Regions from separate parts of the Mus musculus genome. Here all the other regions are linked to region 2. Evidence: chromatin loops called from intact Hi-C (ENCODE). Cell type or tissue: heart. All regions are shown on one strand.

Region 1 (8,000 bases), 130 kb before region 2:
CGAAGTACAGAAGACATCTAGAAGAATTTAATGCTACGAATACCTTAAAATACCTACAACCATGGTTTTGAATATGAGGAGCTAGAATTCCACAGGAATGGAATCCAGGAGTGGATAAAACCAGTCATAGTGGTGGGCCTGGGACTGCAGCACAATGGGGTGGAAAGCAGATGTACATGCAGATAGAGCACTCATAAAAGATCCGGGGTTCTAAAATCATCTTCGGCTAATAAGTAGCCTAAGCTCAGGCCGGTCTACATGAAACTTGATCTCAAAAAATAAAATAGTACAGCAAAGAAATAAATTATCTTTTAAATATTATGCTAGTCATTAAAAAAAATAGTTATTATCAGCCAGGGGTGGTGGCACACAGCTTTAATTCCAGGTTTTGAGGCAGAGAGGCAGGAAGATCTCTGTGAATTGGAGGCCAGCCTGGTCTACATAGAAGTTCCAGGACACTCAGGACTGTTACACACAGAGAGACTCTGCCTCAAAACAACAAAAATAAAACAAAACAAAAGACCACAAACAACGCCCCCCCCCCAAAAAAAAAAACAAGTGACCATTTATGCCAGTCACTCAACTAAGCATTTTTTTAATATTATGTTTTGTGGTCCTTAGAGACAGAGTCTTGCTATGTAGACCAGACTGGCCTCCAGCTGGTAGAAATCCTCCTGTTTCTGCTTCTCAAGTGCTGGGGTTACTAGTTTAAACTACCATGCCTAAAAATGTTTTGTTTACTTTGGGGAGTTTGGGGGTGGGGGTATTAAGACCTCACAATATAGCTCTGCTTACAGAGGACCAGAGTTCGATTCCCAGCAACCAATGGTGGCTCACAACCATCTATAATGGGATCTGATGCCTTCTTTTGGCATGCAGGTGTACATGCAGCTAGAGCACTCATATACAATAAATAAATACATACATAATTTTTTCTTAAAAGTTTAAAAGGAAAAGGTAAGATCTGTGATTTCTCTCATTTTTTTTAAACACAAAAGCTGATACACAGAAAAACCTAAAAAAAAAAAAAAAGTTATATTTCTAAACCAGGTGGTGGTGGCACATACCTTTAATCCCAGCACTCAAGTGGCAGAGGCTGCAGTATGTATATCTCTGAGTTCCAGGCCAGCACAGCCAGGGCTACACAAAGAAACCCTGTGTCAAACAAACAAACAAACAAAGAACATGTCTAACTTTGCAATTTTTCCTATGTAATTTCATTATCTACTTTTTTTTTCAATCAGTTGGGTTCATACAGGTAAAACACAAACATTACTCCATTTTACAAAATATTCTTCTGCCATACAATTTTTTAATTTATTTATTTTTTAAAGATTTATTTATTTATTTAATGTATATGAGTACACTGTAGCTTCCCTCAGACACACCTGAAGAGGGCATCAGATCCCATTACAGATAGTTGTGAGCCACCATGTGGTTGCTGGGAGTTGAACTCAGGACTTCTGGAAAAAGCAGTCATTGCTCTTAATCACTGAGCCGTCTCTCCAGCCCTTAATTAATTTATTTTTAATTAAAGCACCATTACATCACTTCCCCCTTCCCTTTTCTTTCTCCAACATTTCCCCTGTTCCCTTCGCTCTCTCTCAAATTCACAGCTGTTTTTTTTTTAGTTGTGATTGTTGCATACACATGTATGTACACATATACATACAGAGAGAGAGTTGGGCCCCCTGATATTTGTTTAGTTCTGCTTGTATGTGTCTGATCACTTGGCTTTGGATAACCACTTAGGGGGCCTGCCCCTGAAGAAGTCTGATTCTCCCACTCTCATCAGCCCATACTGGTCTTATTTATATCTTTGTCTAGTAGTACAGGCCTGTGCAATGTCTCCCCTCCGTGTTTATTGATGCTGTCAGTCACATCCTGTTTACTATCATGTGACTTTAGAATAATATAAATGAAAAACTTAGATACATTTTTTGCTTTGTTGTATTTTGTTTTGTTTTGTTTTTGAAACAAGGTTTTTCCTGTGTAGCCCTGGCTGTCCACTCAACCTATAGACCAGGCTGACCTTAAATTTACAGAGATCTGCATGCCTCTGCCTCCTAGGTTCTGGGGTTTAAAAGCATGTATCACCACCAGTGAAAAACTTAAAAATCTTAAAGATGCATTTATCAGCCTTTATGCCAAAATAGCCAAACCCTTCTACCAATCTCAGAATGCTTTCCCAATCTTTAAATTACGGCCAAAATCATATTGCCAACACGAGGGGTTTCAAAGTCTCTATTTCTTCCTCCCAGGGATCTTAGAGTGTTAGTGGAACTGCATCAGCAATTGCTCCACACATGGCTAAATCATACCGAGTGAGTCAGTCCCTGCCTGACTAAGCCCCAAGACCGTGTCTCGAGAACAAGATAATACACTTTATGATATCTGACCACAAAATACTGTATTCCCACGAAGAGAATGTGTTCAAAGGTTGCACTAGGCGCTTTCCTTTTGGAGTTCTTCTCATTGGAAGCTACTCCTGAGTAGGTTTCTTCATTATGGTCTAGAGTCCCCATGTCACGTGGTGTCCCACCCGCCAGTCCCCACGGAGACCTGGTTTACAGCATGGAGCTTCGGGCCTCTGGAACCTCCGAAACCTAATCCCATCACTTTGCATTGTAAACAATGTTGAGAGTGAGCTGTGCTGGTTATATTTGGAAGATAATTTTATCTTCCTCGTATATGTTCTGATAGAATCAACTTGAAAATGTCACCATTCCTTGGTAGACTCTGTGCCACCGATGTCCTAAGCAATTGGATGTTCCTCTAATTCCCACCATAGTTTCTGTTTCATAAGAGTCTTGTTTGAATTACTAACTATATTGCTCCTCTTTATCATTTTCTGAAGAAGAAAATAAAGAAATTGATAAAAAAAATTGGTCTTGGTAATGGGTAGATAAACATTTGGGTTTTTGTTCTTTTTTAATGTAAAGGAACACACAAAATGTCTCGTGTGCGGAAGAGTGTTCCATTCCCAAATAAACATTTGATGCACATGTCAGATGCCTGCAGTTGTGTTTGCTGCTATGGTGGTGGCAGTTACGAAGGCACTGGAGCCTCACAAAGCCAACAGACCACAAAATGGGAACCTGTGGCTACGATTTACTGTGTGTCTTAGTCAGGGTTTCTATTCCTGCACAAACATCATGACCAAGAAGCAAGTTGGGGAGGAAAGGATTTATTCGGCTTACACTTCCATGCTGCTGTTCATCACCAAAGGAAGTCAGGAGTGGAACTCAAGCAGGTCAGGAAGCAGGAGCTGATGCAGAGGCCATGGAGGGATGTTCTTTACTGGCTTGCTTCCCCTGGCTTGCTCAGCCTGCTCTCTTATAGAACCCAAGACTACCAGCCCAGGGATGGTCCCACCCACAAGGGGCCTTTCCCCTTGATCACTAATTGAGAAAATGCCTTAAAGTTGGATCTCATGGAGGCATTTCCTCAACTGAAGCTCCTTTCTCTGTGATAACTCCAGCTGTGTCAAGTTGACACAAAACTAGACAGTACACTGTGCAAACATAAATGTATTGTCTAATTTGGAGGTTGACAGCCACAGGCCAGCAGGATGACTCAGTGGGTAAGGGTTTTGCTGGCTGCCAAACTTGATGACCTGAGATCAATCACCAGAAACCACAAGGTGGAAGTCGAGAACCAACTTCTACGAATAGTCCTCTGACCTCCACATGTGCACTGCAGCCCACAGGTACACAAATCACACGTGCACCCACATGTGAACACACAGACACATAAAAAGACACATGAGCTGACTACAAATAAAACGCACACATGCACACTACATAAATATAAAAACGAAAGTTTAAATGACTTTGTTTAAAGAAAGAAGCTGTTGACAGTCAAGCATGTCATGTGACTGTAATCCAAGCAGGGGAAAGCTGGAGACAGAGTCATTATAAATAAAGATCAGTCCATGCTGCAAAGTCCTGTGTCACAAAACAAACAAGGAAATCAATCAAACCATCAATTAGAATTGACAGGGCTCCTATAGAAACTACCAGTTCAACATACCAAAGAGATCCTCACAAACACACACATACACACACACACACACACTCTGGAAAGTGCTGCCATTTTTGTTAGGAATTAAAAGCATATTGTGATGTTTAAAATAGCTATGTTTTCCATCAGAATCTATTCTTAAAACAATAGGAAAAACTTGTAGAATTCCTTCTATTCATAGAAAAGAAAGCGCCTAACAAGTGCCCAGAAGGGCAAATGAGGATTCAACATCAGCGTGAGGGGAATCTGGAGGGCAAAAACCAGGCAGAAAGAATCTCAGAGAGGACCTTTTTGTACCTTAGAATTTTAATGAATTATTTAAAATAGAATTTTAATTTTGTTGAGTGGATTCTTCCCTGGTCACTAAAAAAAATTGTAGGCTCTTCTGATTTTTTTTGTTCTTAATAATCTTATTTCTCTCTTTGAAGCAGAAACTCATGTAGCCCAGGCTAGCCAAGAACTCACTATGTACCCAAGGCTGGGACTGCAGACATGCCTTACCTTAAAGGTCCAATTTTCTCACTTCGAAGAAGTAGGCTTAACAAAATGGCCATGAAGATGATTCTACAAGCCATCAGAGCGGGTTTTTTTAATACTTTAATTCCCAAGAAGTGTGAGCCCACTCACTTTACAACAGGAGCTAGGTGCAAAACTCTAAAATGCCTAGATTTTGAAAACATTGACTCATAGGTGAACTATAGAATATTCTCCAGAAAGAAGAGATTAGTAATTAGCTTAATGATTAATTCATTCATGAACTAATGAGTTCCTAAGAATCAGCAGCAAACAGAAGGATCCCTCCTTCAGGGACTGTCCTGTCCTGTGACATTTCACCTACAGTCCCTTTTTATGCCACCTGATTTTTTATCATCACTGCTATCTGGAGTAAGTCCACTAGGGGGCACTGTTTCATCACTTAGAAGAAAAGCAATGTCCTTGTTTCCATGGGAACTATTCTTCAGCTTTATTTGATGTTTTTTCCTTTTCCTTTCTTTTTTCTTTTTCTTTTTTCTTTTTCTTTTCTTTTCTTTTCTTTTCTTTCTTTCTTTTTTTTTTTTTTTTTTTTTTTTTTTTTGTGGAGGTGGGGCGTTGTTTGGGGACAACGGTTCTCTGTGTGGCTCTGGCTGTCCTGGAACTCCATTTGTAGACCAGGCTGGTCTCGAACTCACAAAAACCTGGCTATCAATGCCTCCCCAGCGCCCGGATTAAAGGCAGGCGTATGCAATTTACTTGATTTTTAAATAGCTTCTAAAGGAGGAGAGACTCTGCTACACAGAACAGGTTTCCTGGTAAGCCACACCTTGGAAACCTTGAAACAGCTGTGTCTTCTTCCATGTGAGCTCGGCCAAACCCTGGTAGCTTTCTCAGTCCTCGGCTACTTTGTTATTCTTTTTTTTTTCTTTAATTAATTTTTAATTAGGTATTTTCTCCATTTACATTTCAAATGCTATCCCAAAAGTCCCCCAGACCCTCCCCCCAAATCCCCTACCCACCCACTCCCACTTCTTGGCTCTGGCACTCCCCAGTACTGAGGCATATAAAGTTTATGGCTCAGCCGTTAAAGGCTAGGCTCACAACCAAAAATACTTTGTTATTCTTGTCTGCTGTCCTTACATATATTCTTGTACCTCTCTGCAATTACTCCCGGATCCTACACAATCTTTTTCAGCAAGCAGGAAGGGGACTATAAGGAGGCATCTCTTATTTCTAATAGGATCTTACACCTCTCTAAATCCTCTGCACTTTAACAAAGCCCACTCACCAATTTTTTTATATGAGACTAGGAATAATGTTCATTTATCTATCAAAAACCAAGATTGTCATTCAAAGACATTGCAATCTACAAGTCAGAGACCCATCTCTGTCTCTTCACTGGGCAGCCACACGTGCCCTTGGTACAGAAAAGTCTTTCCTAGCCTTTAAAAAGCTCGCCACTTACTGAGAGCGAGGGAGCAAAGGCTACCAGAGCAGCCCAACCCTAATAGAAGAATATGGTTCAGTCTATGCTCCTCAAAAGACAGAAAGAAGTCTAAATCTCAGCACAGACCGCTAGGTCTAGAAGAACCACAAGGAAGACGGGAACGTTGCCCACTGTAATCCAGACCGAGTTTGTCTCTGCATTCACCTGAAGACCAGTCACTTGAGGTCAAGAGGCAGACAATTTCTTAGGAAACAATTAGCATGGGCAGCTGGCCCATGACAGAAGCCAAGGAGAGACTAATGTACAAGAGGGCACGCGAACAGGACAGCAGAATGAACCCCTCCAGAGTAGGATGAGCATTTGTCACCGCAAGCCGACTAGCTCAGGAGCATCTCTGCCCTGTGGCTCTTGTCGTTTCTTCACCTTTTCAGAGTTCTGAAGGCATCTTACTCTCTTCTTGGCAAGCCTGTGTTAGAATACACTTGTGTCTAAGTAGCAACTACAACACGAGTCAGCCTGAAACTGGCCACGATGGCACAGATTAGACACTTCCTGGAAACAGGACTTTGGAGGAGGGGCCTGAATAAATTTGACCAGGAAGGATACATTAACCTATTTATGGACTGCAGCCTATGTGCTTGCCCTCCTATCATTCCTGTTTGTAAAAAAAATGCTTTAAACAACCGATAGTTGTTTTCTCACTATCCTGGAGGCTCAGAGTTGAGGAATGTGATGCTGGTGAAGTTGGCTTCTTCCAGGGCCCTACTTGTCATCTCCTTAACACCATGTGGTCTCCTCTCCTCTCCTCTCCTCTCCTCTCCTCTCCTCTCCTCTCCTCTCCTCTCCTCTCCTCTCCTCTCCTCTCCTCTCCTCTCCTCCCCTCCCCTCCCCTCCCCTCCCCTCCCCTCCCCTCCCCTCCCCTCCCCTCCCCTCCCCTCCCCTCTCCTCTCCTTTTCTCTACGTTTCTGCATCCAGTGTCTACTTTGTTTAAAGACACCAATGTATGGGATCAGGACTGACCATGATGGCTTCATTTATATAATACCCTCTGGGTACTTGGAAAGCCATCTCCAAGTACTCTTGCCTTCTGACACACCAGCGACTAAGACTCAAACATACCAACTCCAGGGAGAACCCGATACAACCCCTAACAATTGCTATGTCCAAAAAGTTCCATCTTTGAAGAAAAAAATGTGCATTTTATGAATGAAAAATGGAAATTTATAGCAATCTCTGTGTGTATGTGTTTAATAACTAGAGCTAATGAAATGACATTTTTTTCTATTTACACTATTTCCCAATTACACCAACAGGAAAATAAAATGGACTTGTTTGGACAATTATTACTTCAGCTGTGTATAATAACACTTATAAATAAGGCACTGGAGAGGTAAAGGATTAGGAGTTCAAGGCCACCCTCAGCATCATAGTAAGTTCAAAGCCAGCCTATGCTATGTAAGACTTTGTCTCAAGAAAACCAAAAGCAAAAACAACGATCTGGAACAAGAAGAATATGCAAACTTCATGATTAATTTAAATCATGATTTAAAAAGAAGAAACTTATAAGGCATATGTCCAGTCCTCACAGCCACAAAATAAAGTTTAAATACATAAATATAAGAAACAGCTGTTAGAAGGTTGAGTACAGAATAACACTCTTTTCTCTCTATTTGCAGTATTTTAAAAAATGTTATTATAATCATTATTTAGAGGAGACCTTTTCATATTTTTATTATTATTTTTACTGTGTGTATATGTGTGTGTGTTTCATGTATGTGTAGTGTGTACTGTGTGGAAGTCAGAGGCCACTGGCACGAAACGAATCTGTTTTCTCCTTCCACTGTGGGCTCTGGGATCAAGCTCAGGTTGTTGTGCGTGTGGGTCAAGCACTTTCACTGGGTAGGCCATCTTACAGCCCCATAATCAGTGTTTTAAACCACAATAAATGAATGAACGCAGATGATTCCACACATTGAAAATGGTTTATTTTTTCCTGATGCTTTCCAAAAGGATACATGTCAATTTCTTCTTTTTTTTTCACATTTTTTAAACAAGA
Region 2 (8,000 bases):
ATGCTAAACCCCAGGACAAGTTCTGAGGATCTCAGAGGCAGAGAGATGACTCAGAGGTTGATAGAACTTGCTGATCTTGCAGCTGCCTCAGGCTCAGTTCCCAGCATCCCCAAGCAGGCTCACAGCTCCAGTTGTAACTCCAGTTCCCTTTTGGCCTCTGTAGGCACTAAACCTCACATGGTGTGCATATGTATAAAGCAAAACACTCGTACACATAAAATAAAAATAAAAATAAATGTCTAGCCAGGCGTGGTGGTGCATGCCTTTAATCTCAGCACTTGGGAGGCAAAGGCAGGCAAATTTCTGAGTTAGAGGCCAGCCTGGTCTAGGGCGAGTTCCAGGACAGCCAGGGCTACACAGAAAACAAGCAAAACAGAAATTAAATAAATAGATAAATAAATAAATAAATGTATGTCTGAGGATCTCTCTTACATTTCTAGAGTTGGATTGATTCCATAAGTGAAAGTTTGCGTATTATTAAACTTCACTATCAACAAAATTTTAAATTTTATTTATTAATTTTTTGTTAATGTAAAGTTTACTTTATGGATATGAATATTGTGCCTACATGTGTGTCTGTGAACCAGGTATGGAACCAACCACAATGGCCAGAAAAGGACATAGGTCTTCTGGACTGGAGTTACAAACAGTTGTGAGCCACCATGTGAGTGCTAGGAATTGAACCCAGGTCCTTTAGAAGATCAACACACTTTAAACCAATGTGTGGTGGCATACACCTTTAATCTCAGCACTCAGGAAGCAGAGACAGGCAGATCTTTGAGTTCAAAGCCAGCCTGGTTTACAGAGTGGCTTCTAGACAGCCGAGGCTACACAGAGAAACCCTGTCTCAATAAACGCAAATAAACACATCTGAAAACTATCAGGAAGAAGCAACAGGTCATCAGTTAAGAACACTGGCAGCTCTTCCAGATCATCAGAGGACAGTCCCCAACACCTATATCAGGGGACCTGCAACTACAACGCCAGGGGATTGGGCATCTACTCTGGCCTCAGTGGGCACCTGTACACACACGGCAGACACATAGATAGAAAACATAGATAAAAATACAATAAAAAGCTGGACGTGGTGACGCACGCCTTTGATCCCAGCACTCGTGAGGCAGAGGCAGGTGGATTTCTGAGTTCGAGGACAGCTTGGTCTACAAAGTGAGTTCCAGGACAGCCAGGGCTATACAGAGAAACCCTATCTCTAAAGAGCAAAAATAAATAAATAAATGGATGAATGAATGAATAAATAAAAATAAAATTAATCTTAAAATAATCTATCAGGGCTGAAGAGATAGCTCAGAGGTTGAGAGCAATGACTGCTCTTCCAGAGGTACTGAGTTCAATTGCCAGCAACCACGTGGTAGCTCACAACCATCTGTAATGGGGTTCAATGCTTTCTTCGGATATGTCTGAGAACAACTACAGTGTACTCATATACATTAAATAAATAAATGAATCTTTCACTTTAAAATTTAAAAAGAAAAAATCTATCTATCCGGCTGGAGAGATGGCTCAGAACTGGCACTGGTTAAGAGCACTGGCTATTCTTCCCGAGGTTCTGAGTTCAATTCCCAGCAACCATCTGGTGGCTCACAACCATCTGTAATGATGCTTTCTTCTGGCACACAGGTATACATGCGGTCAGGTACTCATATACATAAGATAAATAACCAAAAAATACCTATCTACCAAATTACTTATTTGGTATCACTTATTAGGCATTATAAGACATGCATAGCTATGGACATTACGCCAGGGCTCATAAGGAGGCTGCCCCACAGACCTAAATTCAGTGTTGATGAATGGGTACTGCAGGTCCCTAGGGCTGAATGGCACTAGAATCAGCTTCCCTAGGAACAAACTTCAATTTCTGAATATTTTGGTACAAATTTGATTTCTCTGGATCTTCCCAAGCAGGCCAGAAAGCAGTGTAAGTTCCAGAAGGTATGACACCCTCTTCTGATGGGTCAGAAGACAGCTACAGTGTACTGTATCTGACTTACAAATGGTAAGTCAGATGTTATTATGAGAAGATGCCAAGCATCCAATTTCTTATGCACACACACACACACCAAACCAATGTGTCCCAGGCCACAATGCACTGAGTGGTTATTTGAGAGGCCCTCTTGCATGACAAACTAGTCCCTAAACTAGCAAACAAATAACCCAGCTGACATACTTTTATGAGCTAGCGCCCTTTCTTAAAAATTGCTTTCCTGGGCTAGAAAGATGGCTCAGTGGGTAAGAGCACTGACTGCTCTTCTGAAGGTCCTGAGTTCAAATCCCAGCAACCACATGGTGGCTCACAACCACCTGTAATGAGATATGACACCCTCTTCTGATGCCTCAGAAGACAGCTACAGTGTACTGTATCTGGGTTGCACATGATCATCACAGTCTTGAAACAGAGCTGCTATGATGACCCACAAAAGATGCTCAAGAGATCAGGGCTTTTGTCACTTCCTGGTAGACGGAGATGGGTGAGTCACAAGACTCCAGGCTCACAGGACAGTGAGATGCCCGTGGGCTCATCATGCTCCTGGATTCCAAAGGCCACTAAGTAAGAGGCAAGCAGCATCTGAGGTGGCACTTTTCTGAGTCACCCATGTTCTGTGAGTAACTCCACTAAACTCACTGCTTCCCTGTACTGGCCCTGGAGAGAATCCTTTTTTTGTCCGTCAATGTCCTCTCCGTCTCAAAGAAACAGATGTTTTCTTTAAATCTTCCCAGGAAGAGTCATCCAACTGTTTGAAAAACAGCAGTAAAGGTAATGAATGATGACTTGAGATGACTTTTGGTATAGCATTGGAAATGTAAATGAGCTAAATACCTAATAAAAAAGGGGAAAAAAAGGAAAAAAATTGCTGATGAGAAATCTGAAATTATTGTCGCATATTTGTCTTTGTAGATATGTTCTGTATTCCATTATAGTTTTTTTCTTATGTATCTTTGCTTTGTGTTTTTGACATCTTGATTAAAACAGGCCATGTCTTCTTGGTTCAAAAAAAAAAGTGCGTTCTGTGGCCAGCGGTGGTGGTGTACACCTTTTATCCCCGTTCTCTGGATGCAGAGGCAGGTGGATCTCTGTGACTCAAGCCAGTCAGGTCTACACAGAGCATTCTGGGATAGCCAGGGCTACCCAGGGAGACCTTGTGATCTAGAAAGAAGCTCCAAGAGTCTAAATCAAATGCAGGAGAATAAAACAAAATCAAACATTTATGGACACCCACAAATGTATCAAGCCCCTGGCTCATTATAAGTATTTATATCCTTCCAGGACACAATGCCAATGAGATAGTCTCTGCTCAGACCCCAAAGGACTCTCAGTGGTCCCCCTCCACGGTCCTTTCAGCTTCGCCTTCTGCTGGCGTGAACCACTTTCCAATCACCCTGCCCTGTACTGTCTGAGAGGGCACATTGGCATTCATCTCCTGTATCTCTGGGCCACAGACGAAAGAAGGCAGTGTACAGAAAACTCATTTTCCACACAATTAATACGCACTTGTAAAAATAAATAATTGCTAAAAGAAGATGCTGCAATTGGATGAGTCACTTGCTCACTCCACTCTGATGGGCTTCAGGCTCCAGTGTGCCTAACACCACCAAGATAGGGCTAAAGCAATGAGCTGCCCAGGGTTTTGTCCATTTGGGAATGGGTCCATGCCACGTGCTACCATCCTACCAGAAGTCTGAGGTGTAAACAGCATTGTGTGGCATCAGCAAAGAGGAACTCCAACGGAAACACAGGACACTGAGACACAGACGATGTCCCTTCAGCCAATGCTCCTCCAGTGACATTGCAACAACCCAGGATGGCTCTCCATCATCTGTTCCCAGTCCTGGGCCTTCCAGATCTCCAGATCGGTGCCCCGACGTGTTCCCTGGGAATCCCCCTCAGTATCACCTACTCACCAGGGATATGGAGAACGGAGCGAAGGCAGTTAGGATGATTTCTGATGTTCTGCCCATTGGTAAATGGGCAAAGAGCACAGAAACATAAATATTCACAACCAACCTTATGTCTGCACAAGTCAGGGGGGCTGAGTCAGATGGAGGTGGTGGGAAGACAAATTGGCAGAGGGGAAAGAAGGAAAAGGAAAGGGGAGAGGGGGAGAGAGAGACAGAAGGGTGAGAAGGGAGAAATTAACTACCTGTTGTTAGTTCATACAGCACTGATAGAAAAGGAAAGAAAACCTAGTGTAAACTGCTGTAGTCATCCAGGAATGTTGGGTTGTTCTCAGTTCTCTAGAGAAATAAAATCAGTAGGAAATGCATACATGGCTGTACATATGAAGAAACTGGAATGGGATTGTGTGACTATGAAGCCTATACCCCAGAAATTTTCATCTGCAAGCTGGAAAAATCCAGGAAAGCCAAGAGTGTAAATTCTAACCCAAATGCAGAGAGACAGGACAGCTCGAGGTGTCACTCATTCCCCTAAATTCCCCTAGGGGGCAGCACCACCCCCTGCTCCCGCTGCCTTGAGGCTCTATGCAACTGAACATAAAATGAACTAGAATGAAGGGTCTCCATTCCAACATTACAAATTCCCAGGATCCACAAAGACCTAATAAACGCTACTTTCCAAACCTGGTTTGGGAATTATCCTAGCTGATCTGAGTCTTCAAGAAGAAGTGAATTTGATCTCCTGGCTTTTAGCAAAATGTGGAGGGAAGAAAAAAAGTATAATTCCAAGAATCTGATACAACAGAAGTCACTCTATCATGACCTATGAGAACTGTCTGCTACCCCCAAGGCAAGACCCACGGCTCTAAATATGTTTTATGTGCTGTAATAAAAGGTGTACACACCTAGTCTTAATGACCTTTTCAGTTGCTTGGTTTTATTAAGCTGGCCCCCTTCCTTATTTTGTAAGTTCAGGACCAGAAGTGTTCTAATTCCTGTGAGCATTCATGTAATGCAGTCAGATTGCGCCAGGGTCTGCTGTCTGTCTTCCCCAACATGAATCTGCTGTCCTAGGTGCACCTAACTCGTGTGCCAGTCTGTTTTTGCGATGCCGGGGAAGATTCAGTGCACTGTGCGTGCCAGACAAGCACTTATCACCGAGCCATCTCTCCAGCCCCACTCACACATTCTTTAAATTGTTGGGGAGGGTTGGAGTAGAGACGGGGTCTTGGTAATGTAGGCTGGCCTCAGAGTCACTGTGACTCTGACTTCCTGGATCTCCATCTTGGTCCTTCACTACCCAAGTGCTATCAGTAGAGCACACAGTACCCAGATGTCGGCCACTGCACCTGGTTTCTGTGGCCTGGTCGCTATTTTAATTTAGAGCTGAAATGGGGACCTGGTCCCAAACAAGAAACCAGAGCGGAGTCTTGGGATTTCCAGTGAAGAGACTGACTGTGAAATACCAGGAGTCAGAAGAAACATAATTTCCAGCGGGGGAAAAAAAAGCAAAAGTGTATTTAAATTTCAGCTTTGCCCCCACCTCCCAGACGGGGTTGCGACTGCCATGACCTAAATGAGATTTTTTTTTTAATGCTTTCTGTTTTATTTATGTGTCCATGTATGTGCAGCTGCATGTGGCCGCACATGTACATGCCAGATACTCTCAAAGACCAGAAGAGGGCATCGCATCCCCTGGAGCTGGAGTGATTGTGAGCCCCTCATGTGGGTTGCTAGCTATTGAACTCAAATCCTCAGTCAGAGTGGTAAGTGCTCTTAAACCTCTGAGCCATCTTTCCAGCCCGGGGTTCGCTTAAGACTGAGATACAAGCCGGGCGTGGTGGCGCACGCCTTTAATCCCAGCACTCGGAAAGCAAAGGCAGGCGGATTTCTGAGTTCGAGGCCAGCCTGGTCTACAAAGTGAGCCCCAGGACATCCAGGGCTATTCAGAGAAACCCTGTCTTGAAAAAACAACAACAACAAAGACTGAGATACACAGATCTCAGTTCTGGCTTCTGAGCTGCAGCTGTGCCTTGCTGCCGCTGTGCACGGGCTTTCCATTAGTGGCATTAAAGGGAGCTGAGGAGAGTGGAGTCGGGAAGACTGAAGGAGAGATACAGGAAATTCCCTCGAGATTAAGTCTGTGAGCCTGGAGGGAATGATTTTTGTTCCCTGTAAAAGAAATTGTTGGGAGATACATCTGGGTGAGCGGACCTGTGCTCCTGAAGGCCTGGAGGACTTTTAGCTACCAACTATGTTTCCTCCCAGGAACGGAGCTAGGCAGGAAGTCAGCCTTTAAGGGAGGGATTCTATATAAACTTGGGGAACGAGAAAATCCACAATGTCCTAAGGACGATTCGCAGAGGTAAACAGAAGTGTTCTATGGCTCCATGAGAGCCAAAAGGAGACTATTAAAGAGACGACAACCACAGACAGAAGGGATGGGCGCCAGTTTGCTTTGAGAAATTGGACTGTAGGCCTATCTTCTACCTCTGCAAAATGCATTGTCCTGACCAGTTAAACTTCCAAAATGGCTAAGCAGTTGCCCAAAATTCAGTTCAAACAGCCACTCTAAACTGCTTTCAGGCTCTAAAATTAGCAGCTGCTGGGCGTGGTTGTGCACACCTTCAATCCCAGAACTCCAGATGCAAAAGTAAGCGTGAATTCTGTGAGTTCCAAGGCCAGTCTCCAAGTCTGGTCTACCCAGTGAGTTCCAGTTCAGTCCGGGCTGCACAAAGACCCCACCCACCCCCACCCTCACCCCGTCTCAAAAGAGAAAAGAAAAGAAACCTAGCAAGTGTTTTAACTATACATTCCACCTAAGTTGCAAGAGTAATTCATGGTAAAGTATTACTATTCCCATTCAATGAAGGAGAACATTGGCTCGAAGAGACGTAGAGCCACTGCCAGACAGACTCCCTCCTGACAAACTCACAGATTGACCTTGAGCTGGGGTCTACGTCTTTAATCGGGTTCAGCTGGACGATTCTGCTCCAGTATTTTTTTTTCTGTTTAATGTTTTTCTTAAACGGACAGACAAGTCATGCACGTTCCGAAATGATCCCACAAGTCATTATTTAAGTCCAACTTAGCACTTTCTTTCTATAATTTGCAAGTTTAATGCTCTCTAATGAGATATTGAATATGCATAGAATTAAACTATCAAGTAATTAAGCATTTGCAAAACAAACTTCAGCTTTAGCACAAGTTCCTGCCACAAGATGGCACTAGAAAGTCTATAGCAGGGCTGGAGAGATGGCTCTGTGGGTAAGAGCACTGACTGCTCTTCCAGAAGTCCTGAGTTCAAATCCCAGAAACTCACAACCATGAGGAATGAGATCGGTTGCCCTCTTCTGGTGTGTCTGAAGACAGCTACAGTGTACTTACATATAATAAATAAATAAATCTTTTAAAAAATAAAAAGTACATTGAACTGGATAAGGCTATAGCTCAGTGGTAGAGTGCTTACCCAGCAATGAGTAAGCTTGACCACAGAGGGAAAGAGTCTATATAGTAAACCCACCTAAAACACTTTGATCTAAGGCATCCTAGAATAAGATAGAACTATAGACACTATAGAAGGCAGCCTGGTGTCTTATTCGTTTGTTTATAGCGATCGACCCCATGGCCTTCCATAAGCTCAGCAAATATTCCACCCTCAACTCCAGACAGGAAAACGGTTTGTTCTCAAGCCTAGGGTAAAATAAAGTTAAGGTGAGGAGATGCAGCACTCAGCCATGCAAGGCTGATTCGTGGCAGGGAAAGCTGAGTACAGGGGAGGCACAGGACGGTGGGGTGGAAAGCTACAACCTCACCAAACCTCCCCAGACCTCAGGCTCTTTGTTTATAAAGTGGGAATCTTACGGTAAGCAGCACGTAAGGGTCTTTCAGTCCTGCTCCTTGCAGTGAATAGAGCAGTTGACTGCAAAATACAGAACTGCCAGGAACTGAGTGAAGAATTGGACATGATGACGTAAAGCAGGGAGGGACACTGGGGACACGAACGTGTAGGTCAAGTGGCGGAGCACTTGCGCATAGCATATATAAGGTCCTGAGTTTGAATCCCAAGGAGGAAAAAGAAGGAA
Region 3 (8,000 bases), 270 kb before region 2:
AAGAGCCTGCCCAGCAGCTTGTGAACATTTATTGACTGACAAGATATATGGTGCTTCAGTCATCATTTTGCTCAAATCCACACCTGCATATATGCATATGCTTAAAACATCAATAGGTATTTTTTCCTTTAAACAATTACCAAGATTGCAAAGTTAACTTCATAGAAAGTCAAATAATCGATGGTGCTCAAATATCTGCAGAGGTTTTCTGTTTGTTTTTTGTTTTGTTTTGATTCTTTTTTTTCCTGAATGTGTTTTTACATTTTTCTCTTTGTGATATATAAAATTAATATCAGTCCGAGTTGGGTGTGGTACTGTGATCCCAGCACTTAAGAACCAGCAGCAGGTGGGGGTAGGGTGTGTGTGTCTCAGGCTCAACGTCAACACAGACTACATTTGAGACCCTGTTTCAAATAAATAAATAAACAAACAAATGTTCCCTCCAACAGAGTTAATTCCCTCTGCAGAGCACAGAAAGCATTTCATCTCTATAGCCCTTCTGGAAGTGAGCTTATATGAAAATTAGGTAGCTCTAAACATGCGCTCTCACTAATCAGCTGAGTATTTGTTTCCCTTTTGTTTAAGAAAATAGAAAACAGGCTGGTGAGGTGGCTCAGTGAGTAAGAGCACTGACTGCTCTTCTGAAGGTCCAGAGTTCAAATCCCAGCAACCACATGGTGGCTCACAACCATCCATAACAAAATCTGATGCTCACTTCTGGAGTGTCTGAAGACAGCTTCAGTGTATTTACATATAATAAATAAATAAATAAATAAATAAATAAGAAAATAGTAAACATAGTAATAAACCACATAAATTATGTATAATTTACATACCAAAAATCTATTACTTGTACACACTAATTCAAAGCAGCCACACCTACCCATGCTAGGACTCCAGAAAGACAGAAATTAAATTCTCAAGTGTCCTAACAAGGACCATAACCAACCTCCATGAGTTCTGTTGACTTAGCTTCAGCAGAGAGAGCTCTGTTAGTAATAAACAAAAGCTCCTATCTTCTGTTGGCAGAATTTAGGAGAATACTTGTAGTCAAATCACATGACCTGGCAAAATTAAGACAAGAGTCACAGTATAGACTATACCATCCCAATAGAGAAACTGAAAGGCTTACTTTGAGAAAAGTCCAATGAGGTGGGCAAAAAATAGATAATTGGGACTCTCAGCTGTGTGTGGAATAACAAGGAATACTAATGCTTGCCTAGAGAAGGCCAAGTAATCATTCATCAAGACTTTGTAAACAACGTTGATTTGATCCACAGCACAAGCTATTATATCAAGAAACAAAATTAAACATGTAGATAGTAGAGTCCCACACTGAATCTGAGCGGATTGATGCCCAGGCTATCCAGAAACCCATTTCCACAAGTTCTATAGCAAAGTTGGCTTATCCCCTTAGAAGTGCTTTCCCTACTTTGGAAAATCAAAATTCAACAATAATTGCACATGGATCACTGAAGATTGCCGTGCCCAACCTCATCAGAAGATTAACATCACATAAATTATGAGATGACCAGAAAACGAATTTTTAAAGGTCTGTAAATTTGGGAGTTGTCTTTAAAGACAACACATGAATACCATTCTCTACTTTTCTACCCCACTCTGGCTGACATGATGTTTAGAGCTTTGACTTTCAGAGCAAGCAGTGATGTGGAAATCTCATGGTGATGACACAGAGAAACAAGATAGAACTGTTGGGTACCTGTCCCCATGGATGCTAGAAGGACCAGTGAGTACCTGTCCCACGGATGCTTGACAACCCCAGATTTTCTCTGTCTGCATTTACTTCATATAACAACTACTGTTACATGAGAACAACTATTGTTGTTTTGGTGTTCATTAATTCCAGTAACCAATTGATGATCAATCTAATCAATTCAACAGAATTAGTGAGGATACCAGAAGCCCTTTCGGGATTGAGGAGGCCATTGCTATCCTTTTATTTTGCTTACTGCTTTTTAAAAATCTGAACATAGGATCTCTCACATGCTTGCCAGTGCTCTGTTACTACTGACCCATGTCTTCAGTCCCTCTGAATCCCTGTGAAGACCACATTCACATGAGGTCATGCCATCACAGTTTGCTTCATAAAACAGGAAAGACTGGCTGCTACAACAGGCATTTATTTAACTCCTGTCCTATGCCAAGTGCTCTTCATAGTTGGTAACTTTATAATTGAGATGAGCCCCTTAAGGTGCACGGGTAGACTGTTAAGACAGTTTTCTCAACCTGTCGGCACAGTACTATGGGGAAGGTGAATTCCAGTCAGATGACATGAGTCTGCCATAGGTTCTGAGAACTCAGTTGCTCCTGGTAATGGGGCAGTGGGCAGTGGAAGAAAAGGAGAGATTCCTCAGACACAGCACAGAGCTGGTGAGATACCTATCCAGTCTTACACATGAACACATGGGAAACTGAAGGGCTCCCTAAAATACCAGGGTGGAGAATGGAGCCATTCCCAAAACAAGCTCTTCTCCAGAGGGAGAAAGCCTGTGTTAAATCCATTTTGTGTATACCTAAGGCAAGTTAGGTCTGAGAAAATTTGGACTTCTGCATGTTTTGAGTAGTCTGGAGTCTACAAGAATGTATATGGAGTATTGCTCACCAACCTAACGGTGTTAGGGAGTCTTGGAACTTCAGGAGATAATGGGGACATAAAGGGGGTTAACACCCTTCTCCCAGTAACAAACTTATTATGTCAAGGGACTGTATTAGTGAGTCAAAGGGAGTTAGACTTTCTCACTGGCTCTCTGGCTTCGTTACTCATATATGATCTCCTCTGCATGTGGAAACATGTAGAAACTTCTCTGCTATTCATGTAGGAGCATGCAGATTTCGCCAGGAGCCAGCAGACCTGCACCGTGCTCCTAGCCTTCCAGAACAGTGAGCTAAAAGAACCTCTTTTCTTTATGAGTTAACTACTCTCACGTACTGATTCCATCTTTCACTGCCTGAAACACCATATTATAAAGCGGCACATACAAAACCTGTAAGAGAATATAACTAGAACCATGCATAGACAGTGAGAAGCATGGCATACATATCTACACCAGAAACTGAGGCAGAGAGTAAAGATTACGGGCAGGGGGAGGAGCAGGCTAGGAAAGAGGTGGGCTAGAAGGTTTAAGAAAATTTAGTGCTAAAATTTGTCATATCTATCTCAAAATTGGTCCTGACCAATACAAGTATTTGAAGCATCTTGGTAAATATAATAAACTGAGAGCACATGTTTGTTTCACTTATTCTAACCTGGGCTTTTTGCGTGGTTCTCATCACACTGAAGAGGTCTCTCTTTCCTTTACTGAGGATAACACTGGACTAGCAGTGTGAACAGATATGCTCGAACATTCAGAGCTCAAGATCGGAGCACTTCCTGCCTTTCTGTCTGATGCTGACCACAGGTAATTCTCTCACCACTCAGCCTCACATTAGAATAGCTTTGCATTAGAATCCAAGAAAACTGAAAATTCCATTTTATGTACAATTTCATGTACAATTCTCCAGTACAATTTCCATTTGTATAATGTAAGAGTTCCTGGAATATTTAGGCAAACCTATAAGAGAAAGGCACACATCAGAAAGGATAGCAAAATGAATTTTTGACATATCAATCCTGCAGAAACAACAGAGAGAAATCGACCTCTTTTCATAGAAAATTGAATAAGTGCATAAAAGTATTGCTGCTGAAGCTGAAGTCCAGTGTGAAGCAACACAGCTTCAGAACGGCTGTTCTAAATGTATTGAACTCACTGAAATGCATAAATGTTGAGTCTGGCTAATTGCACTGCGCAGTTTTTCTTTGTAAGTTCTTTGCCATTAAATTATTTAGAAAGAAAGAAAGAAAGAAAGAAAGAAAGAAAGAAAGAAAGAAAGAAAGAAAGAAAGAAAGAAAGAAAGAAAGAAAGAAAGAAAGAAAGAAAGAAAAGCAATATAGACCTGTGTGTTATCTGTGAGGAAAATCCTGGCCAATGTGTGCATTAAAGCACCATCAGTCTCAGAATGCTCCTCCCATCTAGGACAACCCAAGACAAGCGAGGCAGATCCCACGTCCCTTAATGGGAGAGCTAACGGTCCATTCCATCAACCCCCCACTAATTAAATGTGTGGCTTGTGCTTTTGGTTTTCTACTGTAGCTTTGGGAAGCAGCAGAGTTGCTATTCTTCAAAGTCACCACTGGAGGGCAGTCACACTGCAGTATGCATCCCAGCCACACCCTACATTTTAAAACAAAACAACTCCCCCACTCCGAACTACAGCAACAAAACAATATTTCTTGAATAAGCATAAATAAACATATACAAATCTACCCTACATCTTAAAGTTCAGCACAAGGACAGAGTTTGGCTGGGAGAAGATGGCATTAATTCTGACACTCCCTTCTGATTAAACACATCTATCCATCCCAAGATAACTAAATATGGTTCTTATCTTGAATATAGTGATGGATTTATGGTCTGTGCATATGTCAAAGCTTATCAAATTGTACACTATATTTAATATAGTGTCCTCTGCATATCTATGTCAGCTACATCTTATAAAACATGTAAACACAAGAGTAAGCAGCTTTAACTTTACAGTAGCTATAGGCTCCTCCTAACTGCAGCAAATTCCTTCTGGTCCTCTTAACGCTGGAAATAATTATTTTGAATCTGTAACCAAAGCTCTCCCTTTAGATCTGTGACCACATTTATAATTCTTATTATGTGGGCTTGGTTCTCTTGAGACCGTCTCTTTCCTAATGACTTAAGAGTCTTTGTTTCAGAGATGTGTTGATAAGAAAGGCTGTTATCTATTTATGAAACCAATGCTTAAGCAAAACAGTGCTCCCCAGTTTTTAAGAAACTGCTCCCTTCTTCTCTTTCTCCCTTCATTTTAAAAAATGACTAGCCTCCTCTGCAGGATGTGATTTTCAGACATATATACGGAAGGGAAAATTTGCCTAACTTAATTTACATCCACTTTAATATGCAACTCAATTTAAATATTTATTCAGTGTGTTGGCTGCGTGCTCACTAAGGAAATTTATCATCACCAATAATGAGAAACAAAACACAGCGAGGGGAGAAAGGCCCAAGGAGATTTCCTATTTTTAAAAGCAACTTAATGCAATCAAGTTCAAGGTACCTGGAAATTGGGGCAGATTTCCAGACAAAGAATTATCAAGTTCTTGGTTATCATAGATATCATAGAGTCAGTGCTTTGAGCTCTACTACCAAAAAAGAAAAGAATCAAATTTCAGTGATTTTTTTTTATTTTGGTTTATTTTATTTTTGAGACCAGGTCATAATGTATCCCAGGTTAGCCCCAAAGCTACTATGTGACTGAGGATGACCCTGAAGTTCTAATCCTCCTGAAGTTCTAATCCTCCTGCCCCTACCTCCCTGGTGCTGGGATGACAGGCACCTACTGTCACCCCTTTCATGTAGTGCTAGGGAAGGAAACCAGGGCTTCCTGCTTGCTGGAAGAGCCTGACCCTGGGAGGTCTATCCCCAGTTTCTTCAGAGAAGTTTTAAATGAAGAGTTGAGAGAGTGAAATTCCTCTCTCTACCCTGTAAGGAGCTGTCCTTTGTCCTCCATCAGTCACCAAGGGCGCCTCTGTACCAAACAGAAAGGTGGCTTAGCAGAAAAAAACAATAGCGGAGTCTTCTTGAACATTTTTTAAACTATTATTTCTCGAGATAGGGTCTCAATATCTATGCCAGGATGCTACTGAAGTCCACAAGTTGCCCATGGAGGCCCTGTACTCAAAATGCTTCTGCCTCGGCCTCCTGCATGCTGTGATTACAGGTGAGCCCCACCACATCCAACCCTTGTCTGGAGCTCTAATACACAGCCAGCTTTGTTACACACTGACCAGGTTTTCAAATAAGCAATTGCTTCCTGAAGGAAAACGGGTTCTGGGTTAGAACTGTTTAGGGCTATTTGGGTATGTTTCTGTGGCTAAAACAGAAAGATAGTAATCTGAACTATTTTCCTGATCTTCTAAATGTCTCCAGTCTAGGGATCTGAAACCTCAGGCGACCTGACCCTGCCTCCCTGCTCTCACACATTCGGATAGTGTGCACAGTACCTGACCGTTACTTATCTAGCAATCTATAAGGGTACTAAAGGAAGCCCAAGCATCGTATGTGTCATATAGCAGCCACAAAAATCTCAAGTCGTTAAATGAGCAACACAGGGGCAGAAGAACTGTGAAGGAATATGGCTGGTTGAATCCAGCACCAGTAGCTGTTCGGTTGGACTCTTTAAGTCATCTTAGAAATCTTGTCTTCTGGAGTTTTAAAAACCAAGTGTATGTATCTGTATATTTGAGAGCAAATTCTTTCTTTTAATATTTATTTATTATGTATACAATGTTCTGCCTGCATGTATGACTGTAGGTCACTAGAGGGCACCAGATCTCATTATAGAAGGTTATGAGCCATGATGTGGTTGCTTGGAATTGAACTCAGGACCTCTGGAAGAGCAGACAGGGCTCTTAATCTCTGAGCCATCTATCCAACCCAAGAGCGATGTCTTAACCCATTTGTCATTCAATCTATAGGATAACGCCATACACAGAGAAACCATAATTAAAGTAACCACTGAACACAGTTATTATCCATGTCTTCGGTACTTAATATACATTGTTTTTTACTTTCTTGCAATAATATGAAGTAGACACTATTATCTCTCTTTTATATGCAACTAAATGATGATATCAAGTTAATTTGCCCATAATTAAACTTTAGTTACTGGCAATGGATGAAGGGAAGTAAAATACATAATGTAGTCAATCTTAGAGGTTATACAGTTAATTTGAGGCGTAATCCAGTCTCTCTTGCCTGGTACTTGTCCAGATTCAACAGATATAGAATCAGCCACAGGTATAAACACAAATTCTGTCTCTGTAACTCTGGGATCTGAAACATGATACATCTCTCTCTCTCTCTCTCTCTCTCTCTCTCTCTCTCTCACACACACACACACACACACACACACACACACACAACCCAGACTATCAGACTGGTTTGAGGACAGTTGAATTAGTGAAGACTCAGGTCATTGTTACCTCCAGAGTAGCCACGATACTTCTTAACATCACTGTTCATGTGCACACCACACACACACACACACACACACACACACACACACCTCACAGCCCCACATAGATGAAATGTTATAATGTGTTTGCTGTTTTGCATAGTGAGACTCATATTTAGTGCCAGATGTCATTCTAAATAAACTGAAATATTCTCACCCTGGTTTTCATCTTTGCACATGCCCACACCTTAAAAATAACTCGAGTACACTGACACCATTCAGACAGCCTGGGATAAGAGAAGCCATGACAACAGCAACACATGTCTTTATTTTATAAGGAAACTTCAGTTTCCATCTAGCTTCACTCTGGCTAATTTTGTTACCTGTCATTATAATATCTATGATAATAAATCCTTAAGTCTCATTTAGACTGTCACAAAGTTTGCTTAAAATGGCTTTAAAATAAGAGAGAGAGAGAGAGAGAGAGAGACCATTTTGAAATTTGGTGGCAGCTGTGACATGTTTGAGAGGTAAGGAGAGAGACTTGGAAAAATGGCCATGGTAAACAAACGCCTGTTCTTTGCAAGTCACCCAAAGGGTCTCTCTCTCTCTCTCTCTCTCTCTCTCTCTCTCTCTCTCTCTCTCTCTCTCTCTCTCGCTGTGTTCCAGTGGTCTAATCTAGGGACCTCTATCTCTAGATGGAGATGGCACAACACAGTTGACCACTGACAGTTACTGTGATTAAAAAGCAATTTGAGTAATTTTTCTACAGTATTGATCCATTCCATTCCTCTGATATCAAAAACAGAAGTCTTAAAATTTTCATTTCATTAAAAAAAAAATCACAGATTTTTGCCAGGCATGCCTGTCACAATTGGGAGCCTGAGGGATTGGGACCAGGAATCTAAGGCCAACCTGGCCTGCATAGGGAGACCATGTCTTGAAATTTTAGAAAATAA

Evidence for each region. Peaks named below come from ENCODE experiments on the same cell type or tissue, not always from the same donor. Only the 100,000 strongest peaks of a DNase experiment are listed, where the experiment ranks them.
Region 1: it touches region 2 in a loop (5-fold over the local background); 15 of 42 quality-filtered maps call a loop at or near these places.
Region 3: it touches region 2 in a loop (2.1-fold over the local background); 7 of 42 quality-filtered maps call a loop at or near these places.

Annotation. Positions count from the first base shown.
Region 1 is chr3:127,318,171-127,326,170 of GRCm38, forward strand. The region is part of intron 1 of Ank2 (ankyrin 2, brain); the gene reads right to left. Among named protein-coding and RNA genes, the nearest start is that of Gm52631, 64 kb to the right of the region's middle. In heart, a CTCF peak has its summit at 4,906 (motif pointing right); no DNase peak of the experiment used is centred here.
Region 2 is chr3:127,446,806-127,454,805 of GRCm38, forward strand. All of the region lies in intron 1 of Ank2 (ankyrin 2, brain), which reads right to left. Among named protein-coding and RNA genes, the nearest start is that of Gm35535, 20 kb to the right of the region's middle. In heart, CTCF peaks have their summits at 4,459 (motif pointing right), 5,605 (motif pointing right) and 7,107 (motif pointing right); no DNase peak of the experiment used is centred here; H3K27ac peaks cover 382 bases.
Region 3 is chr3:127,180,032-127,188,031 of GRCm38, forward strand. All of the region lies in intron 1 of Ank2 (ankyrin 2, brain), which reads right to left. Among named protein-coding and RNA genes, the nearest start is that of Gm16958, 23 kb to the left of the region's middle. In heart, CTCF peaks have their summits at 4,192 (motif pointing right) and 6,412 (motif pointing right); no DNase peak of the experiment used is centred here.